Linked DNA regions of Mus musculus: region 2 is linked to region 1. The links are chromatin contacts, found by Hi-C or POLR2A ChIA-PET in ENCODE. All regions are on one chromosome and are shown on one strand. Each heading gives the region's core, a stretch centred on a gene start or an enhancer-like site at or near the end of the contact. The rest is flanking DNA. Distances are from core to core; before and after follow the strand shown. Region 1 overlaps Cradd (CASP2 and RIPK1 domain containing adaptor with death domain). Region 2 holds the start of 5730420D15Rik (RIKEN cDNA 5730420D15 gene).

Region 1 (7,590 bases), core at 2,854-5,353:
TTTTATTTTGAGGTGCACCTGAGTTGGGTTCTCTGCTTCCTATGGACTGGTTAACATGGACAGTGCTGTGGGCTCTAAAAGGCATCAAAAAGATGACATCAGAAACTGAATGGAGCGAGAGCCTTTCTCCTTCAAGAGGTTGCTATGTGGAAAGAGGCCTGGGAATTTGTGGATTAGTGTCTTTCCTTTCCTTTTTTTTTTTTTTTTTATGGTGCTGGGGATTGAACCCAGAGTCTCACAGATGCCATAGCACTGAGCCACATCTCTAGCCCCTGGATGTAAATTTCCAAACAGCTTACAGAGAGGGCTACAAAGAAATAACAGTGAGACAGGTGTCACGGCTTCTACCTTTAGCCCTATGACTCCAGAGGCAAAGGCAGATAGAATCCCTGTGAGTTCAAGGCCAGCCTGGTCTACATAGCAAGTTCTAGGTCAGGCAGAGTGAGATAATGAGACTCTGTCTGGGAGAGAAAACAAAACAAGAGGCAAAGGAAAACAAAGCGCTAGTGAGTTCTACACACAGTACACACACACACACACACACACACACACACACACACACGCACACACACACACACATACACACACAGAGTCTGTTGTCCCCAGGCTCCTGTTCATGGACTTTGCCGTCTTTACGACATGACTTCTGTTCTCATGGTCCTATGTTGCCTCTGGAGTCATTCTAGAAGAGAGAGGAGACAAGAGAGAAGACAGCAGAAAGGGGGAGTGATACTCCCTGTACCCCAAGGAGAGCAGCTGTTTAATCAAACCCCAGTGCCTTGGTCTTTTGGGAATGGTAACCACACTTTCTAGTGGCTTTGAAGGCCCTAGCTTCCCGTGTTGATGATCCAGTTCCCCAGTCGAGCCCAGCAGGGCTGTTTTGGAAGAGAGACATTTATCAGCTTTTTCTTTCTGATGTAACAACACCATGTCTTTTCACGTGCAGTTACTACCTCCCTCCCTCCCTCCCTCCCTCCCTCCCTCCCTCCCTCCCTCCCTCCCTCTTTCCCTCCCTCTCTCCCTCCCTCCTTCCTTTCATCCCTCCCTTTTCTGTTTCCTTTTCCTTTTCTCTTTAGTTTCCAGTCTCTGTCTCTCAAAAACAAACAAACAAAAATCAACCAAAGAAACAAAATGAAACAAAATCCCCAAACTCCAACAACAACAACAACAACAACAAGAAGCACCTTCATTTTCAGGTCCCAATATAATCTTTTCTCAAAGCCTTTTAATATTCTATTGAATTTGGAGTGGGTTTTCCCTCCCTTGATTCTCCCTAGATTTTTGTAGTACTATTTTAACCATCTTTTGTCATAGTTACCTGTAATCGTCTGTAACCCCCCTAATAACTCCTCACCATCGGTTGCCAGGCCCTCTGCGGAAGTCACAGCCGTCACAGAACCGTGTATGGGAACTTAAACTTGAAGAAGTTTTATGACTCACAGTCTGAGGGAGGGAACATGGTCAACAATGGCGGGAAAGGCAAGCCACAGAAATGGCTCACGGCAGTAGTATCAGAGAGTCTCATGGGGCTTAGATTGACCACCAGTAGTCAGTAAGTAGAAGACACTGGTCCAGACTGGTCCAGAAAAGGTTCATGATACAACCCCCAGAACTTCACTTCCTCTAGTGAAATTCCACCTAAATAAAGGTCTTACAATTTCCCCAAATGCCAACACTAACTGGGAACCACATGATCAGACACATGAGTCAGTAGGGAGATTTTTTTACATGGACTCTGTAGGGCTAGGGTGAGGGCTGAAGTTAAGGACTCTGGCTTAGACTGTGAGGGCAGCATCACCCCCAATTCCCATCTTTGTCAGCCGCCCCACATCTACTGGATTGCTTCAGATCTAGGGTGGCATGGAGACTTCTGTTTTGTTCCCCACCTTAACAGAGAAAGGACAAGCAAAGTGTGGGTTCTAGGCTGCTGCTGCTGGGCCTGGCACTGATCGACAGGCTCTGGAAACTGCAGGTTCTGTATCCCAGGCTGTGAGCGCTTGGCTCAAGTTCCGCAGTGCTCTTTGTAGAGGTTTCCTGCGAAGAGTGCTTGCAACCACAGAGCCATCTCCCTCACTCCACTCCCCCTGTTCTTCTTTGACTCTTCTGGCTAGTCTTCTGGGAATTGGGTTTCATAGAGCAGTGCTCACCAGGTCTCTCCACCCTCGCCTGCTCCCCCGGGCTTTCTGTTGCCTCCCTTGCTAGTGGAAACAGCTCTCTAAGTAAGCGCACCTTTCTGACCTGTGGTGACCTTCCAAGGGGGCACAGCCGCCTGCTTTTTAGTACCATCTGCTCTGCAGACTGTTGAGAGCAGCGGTCCTCATTCCATTACACAGAGCCCACCTTTTGTGACAGTCACGCTCTGATCCATTTCACAAGTGGCTTAAGTCATTTATGTCGTTTTTGTTTTACTCACTCAGGGATCGAGAGGGTAGACCTCTTTCTTCATCATCCTGAACCGCATTTCACACCTCAGACTGACTCTCAGAACCAGCCAAATACAGGACTTGGCTCTCAGATGGCTGTCTGTATGCTGTGATCTTGAGGGTGGGAGAGACAGGGTCTAGCCAAAGATGGGGATTACCTTCAAAAAGGGCCAGAAGGCTGTTTCTCATTTGTTCATTAAAGAAAACAGGTGCCAAGTAGGTTCCCTTTTTACAAATGCTTCTTGTAGAGATCATTTGAATAAAACTTGCGGTGTAATAGAAGTAGTTGCTCTAGGCTCCAGTTTTGACTGATTTCTGTTGGTTCTGCAGGTCTGTGTGGGCCACACAGGGGTTTCGGGGAGCGGTAACTATCCACGGCAGGGTGTCTTGATGCTGGTGGTGCTTTGTTGTTTTTAGAGTTGCTTTTATTTCCAGTATATGAGTGTTTTCCCTGACGTTATGTATGCGCACCACGTGTCTGCCCCGTGCCCGAGGAATTTAGAAGAGGGTGTCACATCTCCTGGACCTGGAGTGAGGGACGGTTATGGGCCACCATCTGAGTGCTGGGAACAGAGCCCAGGTCCCCTGAGAGAGCAACAAGTGCTTGCAACCACTGAGCCATCTCTCCGCGCCCCCTGTTGTTACTCTTAAGTGATTAAGACAGGAAGCAGTAATGCAGAGTTCCCAGTACTCTGCTCAGCTTCCCAAGGGTAACACCATCAGTGACCACGGTGCATTGTTCACTAAGCTGGAAACTGATTTGGTGCAGCATGGCAAGAGATGTCACTAGGATCCAGTGTACGTATATGTGTGTGTGTGTGCATCTCTGTGTGTCATTCTGTGCACCTTCATCTTTCAAGTCCCCTTGATTTGTAACATGGTCGTTTGTCATGAAATTAGTTGGAATTGCTCATGTGAATAAGGAGACCACACTGGAAGTGACGTCACTGGAAGGGAAGTCTTGCTTTAACGTTTTTTTTTTTTTTTTTTTTTTTTTTTTTTAGTGAAGGTTTCTGGATCAGGAAGTAGAGAGTCAGGTTCTAATTCCATTTCTCTAGCCATCCAGCTGTGCTGTTTCGATCACATCACAAACATGCTCAGAGCATCCCTCCCTCATCTCTGAATGGAGGCGCTAAGCCAAGCAAGACTCTTGATTCCCCTTTTCCCTTCCCTAAATCCCTCATAGCTGCTGCTTTTCAGCAGAGCATGCCCTGCCAGTCACTGAATTGTTGTCGCCCCAAACCTCAGATGGACACATCCCGTCTTCTTCCATTGCTACACCTGTCCTCAGTAGCAGTGCCTGCTGCCCCAGGGAGCCCTCTCTGTCCTCAGTGGCAGTCTTCACTGTCCCGGGGAGCCTTCTCTGTCCTCAGTGGCAGTGCCCACTGCCCCAGGGAGCCCTCTCTGTCCTAAGTGGCGTGTCTATGCCCCCAGGGATCCTTCTGAAGTCTGCCCTGTCTCATTACTCATCTGGGTTCGTGGAATAGGTTGCATATGTGCTTTCTACCAACAATTGTCTACATAGCAAGCAGAATTTACAAAGCAGATCCACTTCGGTGGCCCCTCGTGACACTGGAGGAACAGTTCGCCCCAGCTCCTGCTGCTAATCTGAGTGTCAGCTATCAGTTTCCCTTCCTCTGCCTGGCCACCAGCCACGTAGGCTCCGTGCTGTTCCAGTTGCCGAGTCTGTGCCTCCCTGTGGTCTTGCCTACCTGCTTGCTCACACTATCTCATGTTCTCCTCTGCTAATTAGCCCCATCTTGTATCTTGCTGCGACACCTCTCCAGTGAGGCTACTGTATCAGCTCCCTCCCCCAAGTCACTTTCCCTTATGCCACCTCAGGCTGCTGCTGCTGCCACAGCGTGTAATACCATATGACTTGGCTATCCTTGGCTGTGACTAGACTGGCGAGCTAACCCTCCCCAGACTGCAGGCTCCCCAGAAAGGTTTGCCTCAGCTGCCTGGTTCATGCTGCATTAGGATAATTCCCTGGCCAAAGAAGCCATCAATAATTGTTGAACATGTGCAGTAATGGACCAGATAGTCATAATAGTTCTTGAAATTGAAAAAGTAATTAAATTAAATAATTTTATGGTAAAATGATTAATTTTTTGGTATGTTTTGGATTCTTCTGGGAACATTCTTAACAGATTCCTATATAGATTTCTTTTATGTGTGTGTATTGACAAAGGGTCTTTTCTGAGGCAGAACCTTTTGAGGTGATGACGATAAGGTTTCTGTGCCCTGATAAGAACCAAGGGCCTTGAACATGCTAGGCAAACACATACCATCACCGAGGCAGCTAACACACCATACTGAGCCGCATCCGAGCCTCAGCTAACACACCATACTGAGCCACATCCCAGCCTCAGCTGTGGTTTTGCTTTAGAAAAATCAGGGTTTGACTTTCTTGGCCTTTCGGAAGCGCAGGAAACTCAGGATCATGTGGTTTGACATTGAGCCAGATGTGCTTTTGCTGTCAGCCTGAATGCCTTCCTTTCCTTTTGAATTTAAGATGTCAATAAGGGCTCGAGCTGGGAGCTGCTGATTCTCTCGTATAAACCGAAAGACGAGGTTTACGTCCTTGCCTCTCTTCTTAAATTCTTGTTTAATTCCCATTTATTGATGGTCAGAACCACACAGTGAAACTGCCACTGTAAACAGGCTCCCAGACCTCAGCACAGCTGACTCTATGATAGAAGTACCATTTAGGCCTTGAAACTCAGTGCATAGAAGACAGCACCATCAGCCAAAGTGAAAACAAAGACCTAATCCATCAAAGTCCACAGTTCTGGGAAAGTCTCTAAATGCACTAACCTGGCTTTTTGGCTCCTGTAGTTCCTCTTCTGGCTAACTGTTATTGTTAACTGAAGTATGTCAACCTAGCATATGTTTTTTGTGCTTATAATCTTGCCCTGAGAAAGGCTTGGGGCTTTGTGGGATCCCAAACACCCAATGTAGTCGCCAGCCGGCTAATAAAGACTTCCTATTGGCTCAAATCCATGTCTGAGTCGTCTTCTCTGGTGATGCCCTGCAGTATCCCTTGCTTGCTGCCTGTTTTGGAAGTGTGATGGGAGATGGAATATGCATCCCTGCGTCCAGCGTGGTTTTATGGGGAGGAAATACTTCACATTTCATTAACCATCCTCATCAAAGGGTAATTTTCTTTTCTCTCAATTCGGGAAGATTTATTTATTTACCCTTTTAAAAATGCAATAGAAAGCAACCTCCAGCGGCCCAAGTGTTGACATTCTGGCTTCTTTTGTTATGTTTTTTTTGTTATTGCTGCTAATGAAATAATTTTCAATCAAGCACAAGTGCACTTTACAAAATTATAAAGTGGCATTTTCTTTTAAAAGCATCGTACTATTTTTTTCATTGTTATGCTATTAGCTTCTAGGGTGTTTTCTTGAGTTCTTTCCTTTTGTTGATTTTTAAAGAGTCATGTGTCAATCTGAGTGTGAGTCCAGTTATGAAATGGGAGTGACAGAAAGAATGAGATACACTTCAAGATCCCTTCCTGGCCTCTTGATCTTGCTTTCTTGTTCATGTTCTTTCTCTACACCAGGGGTGGACTCTAGCCTGCCAACCTCTTGCCTTCATCTCCCAATTGCTGGCATATACTACCATATATGCCCCAGCTCAAAATAGTAATTTCCGTGAATTTTTGTTTGTTTGTTTTGAGACAAGATCTCATGTAGCTCAAACTCCCCATATAGGATGACTGTAAATTCCTGATCCACCTGTCTTTGATCCCAAGTGCTGCGATTATAAGTGTGCACTGTGCCTAGCTTAAAATCATCCATTCCCTTCCTCAGGTCCAACCTTATCTTCTCTATGGTTTTGTGGAGAGATAAATCTAACTTGAAGAAGGTGACTTGGGAGAAGGGCAAAGGATGAAAGGGCTGTTTTTCCCAAAGCTTCTCATTGGCAGAGCTGAAAATGGCTGCTGTGGCCGTGTGTGTGTGTGTGTGTGTGTGTGTGTGTGTGTGTGTGTGTGTGTGTGAAACCAACAGGTAAAAGAGGCTCACCTTTTAAGGGCCTTTTGGCTCCAAGATAGAGCTGCTTTGTATACACCAAAGGATGCTGTAAAGGAAAGGACCGTTTGCAATCAAGTGTTTTCCTATTCTTGTAGCATCTGAGGATAATTTTAGAACTCCCCACTGTTAAATGCAATCATTATTTAGGAGTTAGAATATTTATAAGTATGATGTGATTGCACATTTCATTTCTGTGTTAGGTCTTACCTGTGCCTTTTAAGTAGTATAGTAAATTATTTTCTTGTCTGTGGATGGACTGAGAAAGAGTGTACATATAGTTTGCCCAGTCGCTGAATTTTATGACACGTCCAATTCACATTGATGTTGTAGTTTTGCCTTGGGTACATTTCAGGTGACTTTTGTTGACCTGAAATCCTGTCAGAATGATTGACTCAGAGAACTCCTGGGTCACGTAACCAGAGTGTTTCATGTCCTGTGAGTTAAATCTGTGTGGAACCATCACTGGATATTAGACCTGACTGAATCTGCCATTTTTATGAATGATCAGGAGGAGGCACTTTTGCGGATTACAGCCAGTAGCAATGTGGCATGGTGAATATTTCTGCTCCCTTGTCTTGTTTCAGTATACTGGGCAGCACTTTGTCCCCCAATTTGGTTATTAAAGCCACTATTAAATATAGCTCCTATGTCACAGATTAGAAATTCAGGAGAAGTTAGCACACGTCACTGTGTATTAGTTGAAGCAACAGGCCTGAAAGATGCACTTCTAAGATGGCTTCTTTCTCAGTGCCTGCAATAGCTGACAGCTGGGGTCCTCCTGGCTGGGCGCTTGCCTGGGTCTCTATCAATGCTACACTTCCTCACAGCGTGGAAACTGACTTCCTCAGAAGTTGAGGGAAGAATTTCAGGGTCCCAGGTTTCTTTGAAAGTACTACCAGGCATAGTGTGCAAGCATCACCTCTGTACAACCCTCAGAACACGAGTCCTCTGGCATGTTATGGTCAAGGATGTCACTAAGATCAGCCAAGGTTCAGGGCCAAGTGAGGGCAGAGATGGAGGTATCTCCATCTTTCAAAGGAGAACAAAGAAAGGATTTCAGGCCACCATCAACCCCATCAGAAAAGTATTTACCAAGTAACAATTTATAAGTACCCCCACCCCTGCTC
Region 2 (7,590 bases), core at 1,645-4,144, 120 kb before region 1:
TTAGGCGTCTCCAAAGGTGATGCTGAGAGCTCAGGAGAGGGGTCCTTCAATGCCGAAGTTCAAGGTCAACAAGATACGCTCTACTTCAGGGCAACTGAAGACATTGATTCACACATGACTTTGGCAAAATGATGATTATCAAACACACAAACCAAAACCAAAATAAATAAATAAATAAACAAATAAATAAACCCACACACAAAAAAACTAGATTAAGAATGTCAGATTTAAAAATCCACCCCTATTCTGCTACCCTCAAATACTTGATTTGCTTTCTCTATATTCCCTCCTGGTTTTGCCCACTGGTACACATAATTGCACAATGCCGTTCTACCCTATTTGCTTGCCAGGAACTCATAGACATTTCCTAAGTGGCTCCTACAGTGCTCAAAGAGGATTTGAAAGGCTGACAAAATGTAGGGCATGGAATAGGCTAGAAAGAAAAGTTGAAAAATCCTAAATAGCTTGGTGACCTACGGTAAGCTGTGTGCCTACCGTAATCTTTGTGGCCAGTGACTCCTTGTTTAGGAGACTGAACTTTGAGATGAATGAGGGCAAGCCACCTTGCACTCAGTCAGGGAGAGATTCTAGAAAAAGAGGGTCTGTGCAAAGGCCCAGGAGGGAGAAAAAAACAAACAAACAACAACAAAAAAAAACACATGCTATGGTTTGAATGGAAAAATATCCCATGAAGGCTTATGTATTTGAGTCACTTCTTAGCTGGTAGCACTCACTTTTGAAGGCTGTAAAGCCTTCAATCTGTGGGTCCTACCCCTTTGGCAAACCTTGATCTCCAAAGTTACATAAGCACAGGCACACACTTCCACTTCCTCTGAGGTTTTCTACCAAGAAAGGATCAACCATTCATAAAATGTTGGTCCTAGTGAACCCTGCACATTGTAGAGGCTTAAAAAGTTTAATTTGGGCCTCCAACTCACTACACAGGAACTCCAGCGGGATCCGCCTGTCCGTTCATGCTAACCTTTCACCGACATCTTGTTTTTAAGTTTACAGAAAACGTTAGGGACCTAAAGAAGGTCATTACATTACAGTACATTACAGTACAACAGAAGTTACAAAGTAGCAATGAGGGGCTTGGGGATTTAGCTCAGTGCTAGAGCGCTTGCCTAGCAAGTGCAAGACCCTAGGTTCGGTCCTCAGCTCTGAAAAATCAAAACAAAACAAAACAAAGTAGCAATGATAATAATTTTATGGTTGAGGGGTCACCATGATATGAGGAACTGTATTAAACGGTCGCTGCATTAGGGAGGATGAGGACCACTGTGGGGCTCAGCTGAAGGAAGTGAGTTGCTGGTGTAGGGCACCGGAGTGCTAGATGTAAACCGGTTTCCTGTCTCCCTTCTAAGGCTGACTGCACCACTAATTCCTGCCTCCCGTGGAGGGTGCTTTCCAGGCTCCAAGCCTTCCTGCCATGTTGGAATGTGTCCTGTGAACCATGAACCGAGATCAATCTTTCCTCCCTTCCATCACCTCTGCCAGGTGGTTTGGTCATAGTACTCAGTAGAGTAAGGAGGCTGGAAGATTTACTACACCTGACAAAGAAAAATTAATCTGTATGATCTCAAAAAAAAAAAAAAAAAAAACACCACCACCAACAACAAAAAAACCAACAAAAAACCAAAACCCTTTAGGAGTGCAGAAGCACAGGCACACACTTCCACTTCCTCTGAGGTTTTCTACCAAGAAAGGATCAACCATTCATAAAACGTTGGTCTTAGTTATCCCTGCACATTGTAGAGGCTTAAAAAGTTTAACTTGGGCCTCCAACTCACTACACAGAACTCCAGAGGGATCCGCCTGTCCGTTCATGCTAACCTTTCACCGACATCTTGTTTTTAAGTTTACAGAAAACGTTAGGGACCTAAAGAAGGTAAGCATCCTGCTAAGTTACTCCCTGGCTTTACACAGGCTTTCTAAAACTTGAGTAAGAGGCATCCTTCCCATCAAAGATTCCAGGAAAACAGCCTCCCCCCTCCGCGGCCACACATACGAATCTATCGCTGACAAAGCCCCTGTAAGCTGGCTTATGTCCTCCCCTCGCGTTCACCATTCTGTAAGTGCATAGAATTATTTAAGAGGAAAAAAATTACTGTGGATAAAAATTGGTTCGGGGCCTTGGAATTGGCCGGTCGTGTTGTGTTTCCTTCCAGGGCCGGCAGGCGGGGCACCAGGCAAGGCTTGGAAGCCGCGCCTCTCTCAACCTCTCCTGGCCACCCTTGCCCAACTTCCCCATAGACACAGCTTCAACTAAAAGTGGCCATTGACCTTTCAAGCTTTTGAGCAGTGGGGCAACAGAACAGTATTTCAAAGAAAAATGGTTATCGAAATTTCGAATCCGGTTTTCCCATGAGTGTTTTTTTTTTGTTTTTGTTTTTCTGTTAAAAAAAAAAAAAGTAGGTCACATTCAAAGTGGGTCACGTTTCAGGAGCCGGCGTGCCTGGATGCCGGCGCGGAGGCTAGGTGGCCTCTTACAGAGTGGGAGGTGAGGGTCCCAATAGGAAAGAAGTACTGGGATCAATACGAACTCCGGGTCCCTGGCTTTGCAAGGATTCACAGAGACAAACGCACCAGGCCTGTGACCCCGCACCCCACCCGGGCACAGGTAAGGGCACCTCCTCTGTAGGGTGGCCAGGGTGGGTCTCCCGAAGGGCAAGCAGGAGTTGAGCTGAGGAGGAAAGGAGAAGCTGGGCAAGGCTGATGCAGGGGACTACCAGTTGGAGCTCCAGGGGGGAGGGATTGAGGGCAGTCTGCGCAGCTTTAAGGAGGCGCTCAGCTCGTCTCTTTCCTGGCCTTCTAGGATGCTGGCGGAGGGGACAGTCTCTGGTTCGCTTCCCGAGGTGCCCGGGAGTGGTAGTCGACCTGGGCAGTGGCGTGCTAGCTCTAGCTCTGTGTGTGTCTTAGAGAGGGAGGGACGGACATCTGAGCCCCGCCCCCTTCCCGCACGCTGGTCCTGCATCCCACATGGAGGAGAGGAGGGTCGCGTCTGGCAGGCGCACAGCGGGGTGGATGGCTGGCCTAAAGGTTCCCTCCTACGTGGAGGGCTGGGGAGAAGAGGGGCTGCTATTCGCGGGACCGAGGTGCTCAGCTGTTGCAGACACAGGGGCAGGTACTGGTGGCTTAATAGGCATTGGCTGGGGACTTCTCCTTGTTCCCGAGCACCCCGAGGTGCAGGGTCAGAGGAGGGCGGAGTCGCAGGCTTCCACCCCGCAGCCACCAGCACCAGCACCCGCACCGGCTCTCTCCACCCGGCTCCCTTGAAGCCTGCGCATTAGCGGCCGGGGCCTCTTTAAAGCGCTGGCGGGGGCTGCGGTCACGTGAGGCGGATTCCTGGAAAGTTCCTGGAAAGCGGCCTCCGCCGCGGCCGGGCGGGGCGCGAGGGGCGGGAGGCGGGGAGCGAGGGAGGCGCGTCGGGCTGGGAAGTCGCGCGCACACTCGGCTCCGGGGACAGACGGTTAACTCTTGCCAAGTCTCGCCGCCTCTGCGGCTCCCGGGCCTTGGGCTTCCCCCCTGAAGCATGAGCCTTTCCTCCCGCAGCCGCCAACGCTGCGCGGGTCTCGGACAGTGCGCGCCGGGACTCCAGGCGCGCGCCCTCAAGATCCCTTGTGCCCGGAGCCCGGAAGCTTGCGGCAGGTACCGCTCGCGAAGCCCGAAGGTTCCGCCCGGGGGGACAGTGGCCGGGAGGGCGGCGGGGTGCGAGCACGGGGGCGGCGGCGGACCGCCTGGGCGTCCGCAGTTTAGGGCGCCCCGGGAGAGTTCAAGTCGGGGCTCTGCCCCATCCGGACTCAACTGCCTCCTCTCTCCCGGGTTCCTTCTCGGTCTCGGGAAATTTTCCGAGCACCCCCACCCCCCAACAACTGCTACCCAAATTTATAATCCTAATAACCTGATCTCCCGCTCCTCCCCGCCAGCCTCCGCCCTTGCTCCCCCACCCCACCCCTTCTCTTTCTCCCATCTCCTCCGCTTCAACTGGAGGGAAACCCGGCACTGGCGAGCAGGGGTGTCAGCCTGGGGCGGAGAGGGGGGGGGGAAGCTAGGCGACGATCCCTGGGATTTTTGTCTGCCTTTGGCGCAGAAAAACTCGGTTGCTTTTACTGAGCGCAGAGCCGATTGCATCCCCAGGCATCTCCTTCCACAAATAAACGTCACCCGGGGAACTCAGACGGACACCCCTCCTTGCCCCCTGGCTCCCCCGCCCCTTGTCCGCTGGGGAGGCTGCCTAGTGCGGAGGCGGCAGTCGCGGCGGTGGAGGTAAGACCTCAGTCCCAGTTGATGGCATGGCCCGCTGCGCTCGCTGTTGCGGGCTCAGCCCCGGCCTCATTTGGAGCTCCGGCGGGGGCTGCACGCTCCGGCCGATTCCTCGACAGCGCCCGCGGCGGCAGCCGCAGGAGCCGCGGTCCGCGTTTTGGAGCGACCGCCGCTGAGCCCCCCATCCTCGTCTGGAGCGTGCTCCAGGAAGCGGCAGGAGTGGGGGTGAGGCCGCCTCCGAGGCAGGGATGCAGCGGCTGGCGCGCCGCTAGCGCACCGCAGCACCCTCGGCTGGCGACCCAGGAGCCCTGCGGCGCTTTAGGGCGTGGAACCAGGTTTTGCCGGATGCATCCTCCCAAGGGCCCTGGGGCTGCTCGAAATGTAAGATGGAAATGCCAAGTGCAGAGAACTGCCCGGTTCTTTGTGTAATGTTTTCCCCCCCACCCCCACCCCCCACTTGCCCATGACAAAGGCCTATCCATCCGGACCCGCAGGTGACTGTTTCCTGGGCTGCCTGTGTGTAATTCCAGCACACAGTTCTTCGGCGGGAAAACACCTTGTTTACTCTCATCCTGTCTCCCTCCTCACCCCTCTACTCCGGCCAACTTTAGTGTCTTGGATCTCTGCCCTTTTTACCCGTCTTTCCCCAGAGTTGGGCAGGGCGTTAGCTGGATGCTCGGGGTTAAATGGTACAGAACACGCAGGCGGAGGAGTCCCTGGGATTTTCCACGTGTCTGTTTACCCACCCCCACCTCGGCCGTAGGGGTTCAGCCCAGACTGACCCAATCTCTGTTCCATTGTTTCTTCACAGGCGATCTGTGGGTGACAGTGTCTGCGAGAGACTTTGCCACACCATTCTGCCGGAATTTGGAGAAAAAGAACCAGCCGCTTCCAGTCCCCTCCCCCTCCGCCACCATTTCGGACACCCTGCACACTCTCGTTTTGGGGTACCCTGTGACTTCCAGGCAGCACGCGAGGTCCACTGGCCCCAGCTCGGGCGACCAGCTGTCTGGGACGTGTTGACTCATCTCCCATGACCCTGCGGTGCCTGGAGCCCTCCGGGAATGGAGCGGACAGGACGCGGAGCCAGTGGGGGACCGCGGGGTTGCCGGAGGAACAGTCCCCCGAGGCGGCGCGTCTGGCGAAAGCCCTGCGCGAGCTCAGTCAAACAGGTAGGGAGCTGGCGGCTGGCGAGGAGTGCGAAACGGGGCGTCCCCATCCCCACCCTACCCAAGGCGGTGGCGGAGAGCGCGGCTGGGACGCGGGCCCAGGTTGGGGGCACTGAAAGCGATGGAACTACTACTCCTCGCGTCCGGTCTCCGCTCGGGGAACCGCAGAGAGGGATGCCCGGATCTTAGGTGACCACAAAAGCAAAGTGGAGGGACGCTGAGGCTTGGGCAAGGGCCGGGAGCGAGCTGGGCTCATTTTGGAAATGTTCCCCCAGCACCTTGGAGCCTAGGCTGCTTTCAGCCGGAGCTCCCGCTCGCTCCGGCGTGGGAGAAAAGCGGCCAGCGCCTCTCTTAACTGGCCCGGTGCGCGGGCGGCCAGTGGGCTGTGCTGCCTCCTGTCTGGGCTGTGAGCGCTCCCGAGAGCACAGCCGCCTCTGCCGCAGCCCGGGTTGATGGCAGCCAAGTTCAGACTGTATGAATCGCAGCTGCTGGGGGTGGGGGGTAGCCTGGGCCGAGTGCAGCCTGCTCCCCGCAATGCGGAAAGCACCCTACATCTGAAAGCAAAGAAGAGAAATTTATATTTTCTCCCAATAGCTCGAAAACAATTTGAGTCTTAAAAAATCTGGCTTCTGAAAACTTACCTTTGAGGCAAGACAACTTTTGTAGCAGTAGATCTTGGGAGAGGAGAAAAAGTTCCAGTCTTTCCTTTCGGCCCTGGGCTTTCCTTGGGAAAGTTTCCCGGTAATATTTTTTTGTTGCGGGGGGGGGGGGTGGCGAGAGGGGAGCTGTCGGCTGAAACGGAGGGGGGCACATTGTTCAAAGTTATTAAACGAAGTATCTTGAGTTACTTTTGTAAGTGAGGTTTAGAATCTGGTCAAGATGAATCAAATGGAGATTTCAGAGAGCAGGGGTTATTTTGATCCAGGGCAAAGTCCAAAAGAGTATAGTGAAGACTGTAAACTGTTTCTGCTCTTCCTGGGAAACTGAGCTAGTTGTAATCAAAGCAGTCAACAGGAGTGCCTCCTAGGGCTTCTAACGGAGGCTAAATGTTACAAGTTCTTTGGGGGTAGGTTAGAGGGCTACCAGCCAGTCAAAAAAAAGTTGCTTCTGTTTTTAATGGAATTATCGGAGATAAGCTTTCCACTTTGTCCCCTAACTTCTAATTTAGTTCTGATTTACTTAGGTTTTTGTTTCAGTTAAACTGTACTGAAAGGTTTTTTTTTTTTTTTTTTTCTTTGTCAGCCAATATGTCTGTCATATTGCAAAAGTTCTTTTAGCTCATTAGGAGAAAACCTTAACATAATTTAAAGAAAAGCTACAGAAAATCATTTGAAAAGAAAAAAATTGCTTTACAGTTGTGCCTAGAATGGACTTAAGTTTTTATTAAATACTTACCCAGAGATTTGTGGTAGGCCTTGGTAAACTTTAACTCACAGGCTTTAAAAAAAAAAAAAAAAGGTGTAACAAGAGAAATTAGTTGAGCACTGTGGTACAGGTTTATAAATCCCAAGACTTGGGAGGTGAGTGAAGAAGAACAAGAAGGTTCAAGGTTATCCTTGGCTACAAAGTAAAATTGAGGCCAGCCTGGGCTACAGGCTGCCCTGTCTCAAACAAAGCAAACCGACTAGAAAAACGACTGCCAAGTACAGACCATACTCTAAAAATTCTTAATAATAACTATTTCACTTTCTCTTCTTTTTCTTTTTTGAATGAAAAACCCCAGGATGGTACTGGGGAAGTATGACTGTTAATGAAGCCAAAGAGAAATTAAAAGAGGCTCCAGAAGGAACTTTCTTGATTAGAGATAGTTCGCATTCAGACTACCTACTAACTATATCCGTTAAGACGTCAGCTGGACCGACTAACCTGCGGATTGAGTACCAAGATGGGAAATTCAGATTGGATTCTATCATATGTGTCAAGTCCAAGCTTAAACAGTTTGACAGTGTGGTTCATCTGATTGACTACTATGTCCAGATGTGCAAGGATAAACGGACAGGCCCAGAAGCCCCACGGAATGGGACTGTTCACCTGTACCTGACCAAACCTCTGTATACATCAGCACCCACTCTGCAGCATTTCTGTCGACTCGCCATTAACAAATGTACCGGTACGATCTGGGGACTGCCTTTACCAACAAGACTAAAAGATTACT

Evidence for each region. Hi-C counts contacts between places; a loop is a spot of excess contacts on that map. ChIA-PET counts read pairs that join two places held with the same protein, here RNA polymerase II (POLR2A).
Region 2: a map of v-Abl transformed pro-B cells shows a loop between it and region 1 (2.7-fold over the local background). The contact joins the promoter of 5730420D15Rik here to the enhancer-like site in region 1. A Hi-C loop is called at or near these places in 1 of 37 maps with a recorded cell type or tissue (v-Abl transformed pro-B cells). POLR2A ChIA-PET finds 5 or more read pairs at or near these places in 2 of 5 experiments (both embryonic stem cell).

Annotation. Positions count from the first base shown.
Region 1 is chr10:95,294,477-95,302,066 of GRCm38, reverse strand. The region is part of intron 2 of Cradd (CASP2 and RIPK1 domain containing adaptor with death domain); the gene reads left to right. Among named protein-coding and RNA genes, the nearest start is that of Cradd, 25 kb to the left of the region's middle. Within about 2 kb of position 4,103, at least 2 of the 3 ENCODE cell types and tissues checked have a DNase peak (open chromatin) inside an H3K27ac peak, as active enhancers do.
Region 2 is chr10:95,412,679-95,420,268 of GRCm38, reverse strand. It overlaps 5730420D15Rik (RIKEN cDNA 5730420D15 gene), which reads right to left and starts at 2,894. Exons shown (of 5, transcript NR_045339.1): 1 at 2,590-2,894; 2 at 1-94. It overlaps Socs2 (suppressor of cytokine signaling 2), which reads left to right and starts at 3,412. Exons shown (of 3, transcript NM_007706.4): 1 at 3,412-3,651; 2 at 5,078-5,438; 3 at 7,159-7,590. The coding sequence starts at 5,300. Gm33230 (a long non-coding RNA gene) reads right to left here and starts at 6,167. Exons shown (of 2, transcript XR_380696.3): 1 at 6,077-6,167; 2 at 5,666-5,989.